Linked DNA regions of Homo sapiens: region 1 is linked to region 2. Evidence: read pairs that join two places in POLR2A ChIA-PET (ENCODE). Cell type or tissue: K562. All regions are shown on one strand. Each heading gives the region's core, and the rest is flanking DNA. Links, peaks and the distances in the headings are about the cores only.

Evidence for each region. ChIA-PET counts read pairs that join two places held together with the same protein. Peaks named below come from ENCODE experiments on the same cell type or tissue, not always from the same donor. Only the 100,000 strongest peaks of a DNase experiment are listed, where the experiment ranks them.
Region 1: POLR2A ChIA-PET joins it to region 2 with 5 read pairs; 2 of 35 experiments call an interaction of 5 or more read pairs at or near these places.

What each region holds. Positions count from the first base shown.
Region 1 is chr19:1,835,442-1,838,331 of GRCh38, forward strand. All of the region lies in intron 1 of REXO1 (RNA exonuclease 1 homolog), which reads right to left. Among named protein-coding and RNA genes, the nearest start is that of REXO1, 12 kb to the right of the region's middle. RefSeq lists enhancers at 1-951, 1,618-2,612. In K562, for the core only: a CTCF peak has its summit at 2,346 (motif pointing right); DNase peaks (open chromatin) are centred at 1,550 and 2,360; H3K4me3 peaks cover 1,571 bases.
Region 2 is chr19:2,351,700-2,354,589 of GRCh38, forward strand. SPPL2B (signal peptide peptidase like 2B) reads left to right here. Exons shown (of 15, transcript NM_152988.3): 15 at 1,247-2,890. The coding sequence ends at 1,510. Among named protein-coding and RNA genes, the nearest start is that of TMPRSS9, 7.1 kb to the right of the region's middle. In K562, for the core only: no CTCF peak of the experiment used is centred there; no DNase peak of the experiment used is centred there.

The DNA of each region.
Region 1 (2,890 bases), core at 254-2,753, 520 kb before region 2:
GGAAGCTGAGGCAGGAGAATCACCTAAACCTGGGAAGTGGAGGTTGCAGTGAGCCGAGAACGCACCACTGCACTCCAACCTGGGCGACAGAGCTATACATGCATACACACATACATACATACATACACACACACATACATAAATGAATGCCGACTCTGGAAGTAGGAGGGGCCCGTCCAGGCCCCGTCCCACGGCTGGGAATTACTTTGGATAGGAGCAGGTGGGCTCCTTCCTGGATGTGGCCCAGGTCAGTCTGTTTCTGGGAAACATGGTGAATTGGCTGACAGGAAAAGCCTACCTCCAGAGGCCTGGGAGCTGCCCCTTCCTCCCTGCTTCACCCCAAGGCCAGGACTGGGAGGTACCACCCAGCCCCAGTGGTCCTGAGAGGCCACAACGCCTGGCTGGCTATCTTCCCCAGCCTCTCCAGCCAGGGCTCAGCCCAGGGCAACGCAGCCCAGCCTTGTCCCGGCCTAGGAGAGAGCCCACTCCCTACACCACCCATCCTGACCGCATCTCCTGAGACCAGTGCCCTGCAGCCCCGGGACGGGCTGGATGACAAAGATGATATTTCTTCCCAGGGTTCTAGGTGTGGGGCCTGGGACCAGCACTATCTGCCCAAGGCCATCTCCTGGCCCCCAAACCTTCCCTTGGCCCAGAAACCCCTCACCCTGGGCATCCACTCTCCTCTCTGCTCCCACTGCCCCCGCCCCACCACACTCAATCCACCCACACAGCTGTCCTGTCCCCAGCAATGGGGAGAACCTGGCATGAGCTCCAACCCCACACGGAGACTGAAAGGCAGCAAAAATGACAAGATCATGGAGCACGAAGATCCCAACCTGAACTTCCAGAACGTTCTCTAGTGAGACCCGTCCAAACTCCTGTCTTCTCTCAGTCAGCCCATTTCAAAGATGAGGACACCCAGTGCCAGCGAGAGCCGGCAGCTCCTAGCCCCACAAGGAGCCCCAGGCCCCTCCCACCCAGACGGGGAGACTCAGTGGCTCTAAAGAACCCGGCAGGCTGGCTGGACACGATGGCTCATGCCTGTAATCCCAGCACTGTAGGAGGCCGAGACGGGTGGATCACCTGAGGTCAGGAGTTCGAGACCAGCCTGGACAATAAGGTAAAACCCCGTCTCTACTAAGAAAACACAAATTAGCCGGGCGTGGCGGCAGGCGCCTATAGTCCCAGCTACTTGGGAGGCTGAGACAGGAGAATCACTTGAACCCGGGAGGCGGAGACTGCGGTGAGCCAAGATTACGCCATCGCACTGCAGCCTGGGCAACAGAGCAAGACTGTCTCAAAAAAAAAAAAAAAAAAAAAAAAGAACCCGGCAGGCCCAGCCCCTGCTCCGGACACCGTTCGGTGGGCCCGCAGGGCTCTCAACGCAACCAGGCATCAGCAGGACTGGCCCCTCCAGCCCAGGCAGTGGGCCCCGCATGCTGGCCCAGAACAGGCCAGGCAGAGACCCCAGATGGAAACAGACAGTCCCTCCCGCCTGGGGCTTAGCTGGACAAAAAAGATAAGCCTGACACTGCGGCATGAGATAAGCAAGACTACCCCCAACCTAGCCCCTGGGGGAGCCATCTGGGCGGCCTGAGGCTTTGAAGGTGGAGACAGAAGAGGACATTCCCAAAACAGCCACAGCGGCAGAGAAGGCACGGGGCTGACCCTCGCGAAGCGCAAGGCAGGGGCTGGTTGTGTCCACGGGAGCGCCCATCCCATAACAGACCCTCTGGGAAGAGGGGTCTGGAGGACAGCACCCCTGAAGTCCACCTCCTGCGGACGGCAGAGTAACCATAAGGTCCCCACAAATGGCCATACGTCCACTCTGGGGGTCCCTGCTCCTGGGGCCTCCCCTCCAACCCTCACAGTGGGACGTCCTCCAGCCCCATCCTTGGACATGCGGGCGCCCGGGGCCCTCCATGCACAGCCCACTGGACAGATAGGAACCCGCTGCTCAGAGGCAAAGGGACCAGCACTCTGCACCCAGAGGAGGTCCCACAGCTCCTAGACCACACGGGGCAGAAACAGGGTCACCTGGAGAGGGCTTCGAGGAAAAGTCCAGCCAGTGCCGGGGGCCTGGACCTCCACCACCCAGCAGCTTCCAATACCCTCTCTGAAATCCAAGGTGGCCCAGCTCTGCCCCACCCCCCACACCAGACTCCACCCAGGTCTCAGAGCTTGCTGTGGAGGCTGGGCTGTGCCTGCAGCAGCGGCACCTGGGGTCTACCCCACTGCCCCCAGGGTTCTCCTCGACCCCCAGGGCTGCGATCCGAGCCTCCCCTCTGCTCCAAGGCACCGCCCTCCCCACCTCGACAGCGCAGTGTGCAGTGCCAGGACCGCCCAGCAGGTGGAGCCACACGGCAGGGTCCAGGGGAGAAAAAGAAAAAGGTCCCGGCCTGACCGGGGACCACCAGCTCTGCTCTCTGGGGCGTCCTGGGCATTTATTCACCTCATGGGGCGGCCGTCCCCACATGCCATGACTGGACGCGCTGCTGTCCCAAGGCTTACAGCTCGAGGCTAGGGGACAGGGACGGTAACCAGGACAGAGGTCACTGCCTTTCAAAACAATGTAGAAACAGGCTGGGCGCAGTAGCTCACGGCTCTAATCCCCGCGCTCTGGGAGGCTGAGCCCAAGGCCGAGGCAGGTGGATGATTTGAGGTGAGGAGTTTGAGACCAGCCTGGCCAACATGGGGAAACCCCGTCCCTACTAAAACTACAAAAAATTAGCCGGGTGTGGGGGTGCCTATAACCCCAGCTACTCAGGAGGCTGAGGCAGGAGAATTGCTTGAACCCGGAAGGTGGAGTCTGCAGTGAGCTGAGATGGCGCCACCGCACTCCAGCCTGGGCAACAAGAACGAAACTCCATCTCAAAAAAAAAAAAAA
Region 2 (2,890 bases), core at 245-2,744:
CGGGGCTCAGGGTCCTGGTACCTTCTGCTTTGGGTGTCATGCGCGTGAGGCCCCGGTGGAAGGACGTGCGTGCAGCTCCTGTGCCGGGTGGGATGCGGGGGTGCCAGGTGGGGCCCGGGGGTGCCGGGTGGGACGCGGGGGTGCCGGGTGGGGCCCAGGGGTGCCGGGTGGGACGCGGGGGTGCCGGCTGGGACTCGGGGGTGCCATGTCCTTTCTAAAGTTGCTTCTCCCAAATAGTAGTGCCCCACCTGCGTGGGCATCGGGCATCCATCGCCTCTCCTGCCGAGAGCGAGGCGCCTGACTGGGGGTGGGGCCGCAGGGCCCTGGACGAGGGGAGCAGGCCTGCCCTGGCTGTGGAAGCCCTGTCCCCTGTCCCCCTTGGCAAGGCAGGGGGTGGTTGGCAAGGGTTAAACGTGAGATGCAGGGAGGGCTTACGCCACGTCGGTTCTGCTCTTGTGATTTTTTGTGAACAGGAGTGGGTGGGACCCCCCCTTCCAGTGTGCCGCTCAGGTGACTTCCTGGGTTCCCGGGACTCAGGCGCATTGCGCCCGAGAGCTGCCCCCGCCCCTCCGGGCAGCGCCTCTTGGAGTCCATGACCGCCCAGGGAGCAGCCCTGCGCCATAGGGCGATCCTCAGGCTGTTGGGCATGGGTGCAGCTCCTCCCATAGCTGATCTCCCTCTGGGGGAGATGCCGCGCTTCTCAGCGGTGCTGGCCGCGCATGGGGTCCTACGTCATGTTTTTGTGGAGGTTAAACCACACCCGTCCCTGCCGCACTGGTGTGATGCATTGGGTCGAGCTGTGGTTCCAGTGCCGAGCTGGGCTCATGGGTCCCACAGATGGGACCATGGCCTGAGACCAGGCCCCAGGGAGAAGTCTCCTGGGGCCAGCACCCCCACCCCAAAGGTCTCCCCATTCTGATGGGCATTTCAGAAGGTTCAGGAGAAGCCGGGGACCAGGCCCAGGGGCGAGAGACGGTAGTCCAGGCTTTTCTTTGGAGAGGCTTTGCACAGCTCCCAGCCTCTGCTGGCCTCGGATGGCCCTCCCGCGGCACCTGTGCCGATGGACAGGGTCCTGGGTGCCCGTAGGTTATGGAGCCGGCCCCCTCCTTGGGTCCAGAGCCCCTGGGGATGGCGCCTCATTTTGACCCTGCCCCCGTGGCCTGCGGGTGCTGGGTGTCCTGGCCCCTGCCAGGGTCCTCCTCTGGGTCCCTGTCTCCGCCTCACCTCTGCCTCCCTTCTCCTGTAGAAAGTCCTACCTCCATCTCCGTGGGCCCCAGCACCAGCCGACGGCCCGCAGCCTCCCAAAGACTCTGCCACGCCACTCTCCCCGCAGCCGCCCAGCGAAGAACCAGCCACATCCCCCTGGCCTGCTGAGCAGTCCCCAAAATCACGCACGTCCGAGGAGATGGGGGCTGGAGCCCCCATGCGGGAGCCTGGGAGCCCAGCTGAATCCGAGGGCCGGGACCAGGCCCAGCCGTCCCCGGTAACCCAGCCTGGCGCCTCGGCCTAGGGGAGGGGTGAGACGCTCGCTGCCGTGCCCGCCACACCAAGATGTTGGGGCTGCCTGGCGCCCACTGGAGACAGACAGACAGACGCCTGTCCCCCGGGACCGAGGCCTGTGCCGTCCCCACCCGCCCCAACATGGTGCTCATCCTTGCCGAGACCCCTGCGGTCTGTGCCCGCGCCCAGCCCAGCTGCCCCGGCTGCACGCCTGCTGCTCCCAGCTCGCCCGGCTGCCACAAGCTCTCTGCGGGTCCATCCTCCCCACCGGGGTCCGTCCTCGCAGGCCCTGCCCGGCCTCTCTGCAGACCCTCAAGCGTCGTCTGCATGAGTGAGCAGGCGTGGGTGGACTCTGGCCGCGGCCACACTTGGTGCTCACCAGCTGCTTCGGCCTTCAGGTGACCTCCCTCCCCACGGCATCCTGCTCTCCGGGTGGAAGAGCAGCTTTCTGTCTCCCAGAAGGCATCGCTTTTCCCTCTTGAGCAGATCGGAGCCCCTGGGAGGTTTGGAAGCTGCCTCCAAGCCTAGGACACGGACCAGTGGCCGGGGCGGCCTCTGGCCCCTGACGCTGGCTGAGACAGGCCCGTGGGGCGGGGTTTTGGGGCGTGAACAAGGCTGGCAGTAAGTGGACAAGCTGCTCCCCTGGCTAAGGCCCTGCCCTGCCCTCAGCCAGAGGTGCCTGGCCATGCCTGCACACTCCTCCCCATTTTAATAAATGGTCGCAACTTCTAGAAGTCCTGCTGGTGCCACCTGGTGGGGTGGACGTCTCTCAGACTGCCCTTCTGACAAGCAGGGGTGGGCGCCAGGCAGGCTGGGTCAGGCCCTCAGGGGTCCCTGGAGCCCTGGGAGGGAGGGACTGGGTCGTGGGAGGTCCTGGTAGCTCCCGGCACCCAACCTCGCTTCCCGTGTGGGCCCCGTGTTGCTTTTCTGCTGAGAGGGGCTTGGGCCTCGGTTCTCCCTGTGGCAGCGGCATTGGTGCCTGGGTTCTTAACCCTCTGGACCCAGCAGCTAGGAGCTTCTGGAACCCACGAGGACATCTGCCACTGGCATGGTCTACTCACTGATGGGGTCCTCCTGACTCCAGGGCAGAGACGTCCGTGCGGGAACTGACCGAGGCGTGGCCCCAGGCCCCGGCATCCTCCCCTCGCTGCACGTGGTCACTTCCGAAGCAGCGCTCCCTGTGGCCGCAGAGACAGAGCCCGCACCCTGGCTGTCTGTGGTGCCTGGGCCCCAGCTCCCGCCCGCCACCCGCCCTGTTGAGTGCGGCCTCCAGACTCGAGTCCAGAATCTGTTTCTGTCAAGTCAGTCGTCCCCAGCTGCACACGGGGACTGCTGAGCGCTGCGCTCTCACGGGTCTGTTCCGGACAGAGGGTGGCAGGGGTGAGCCCTG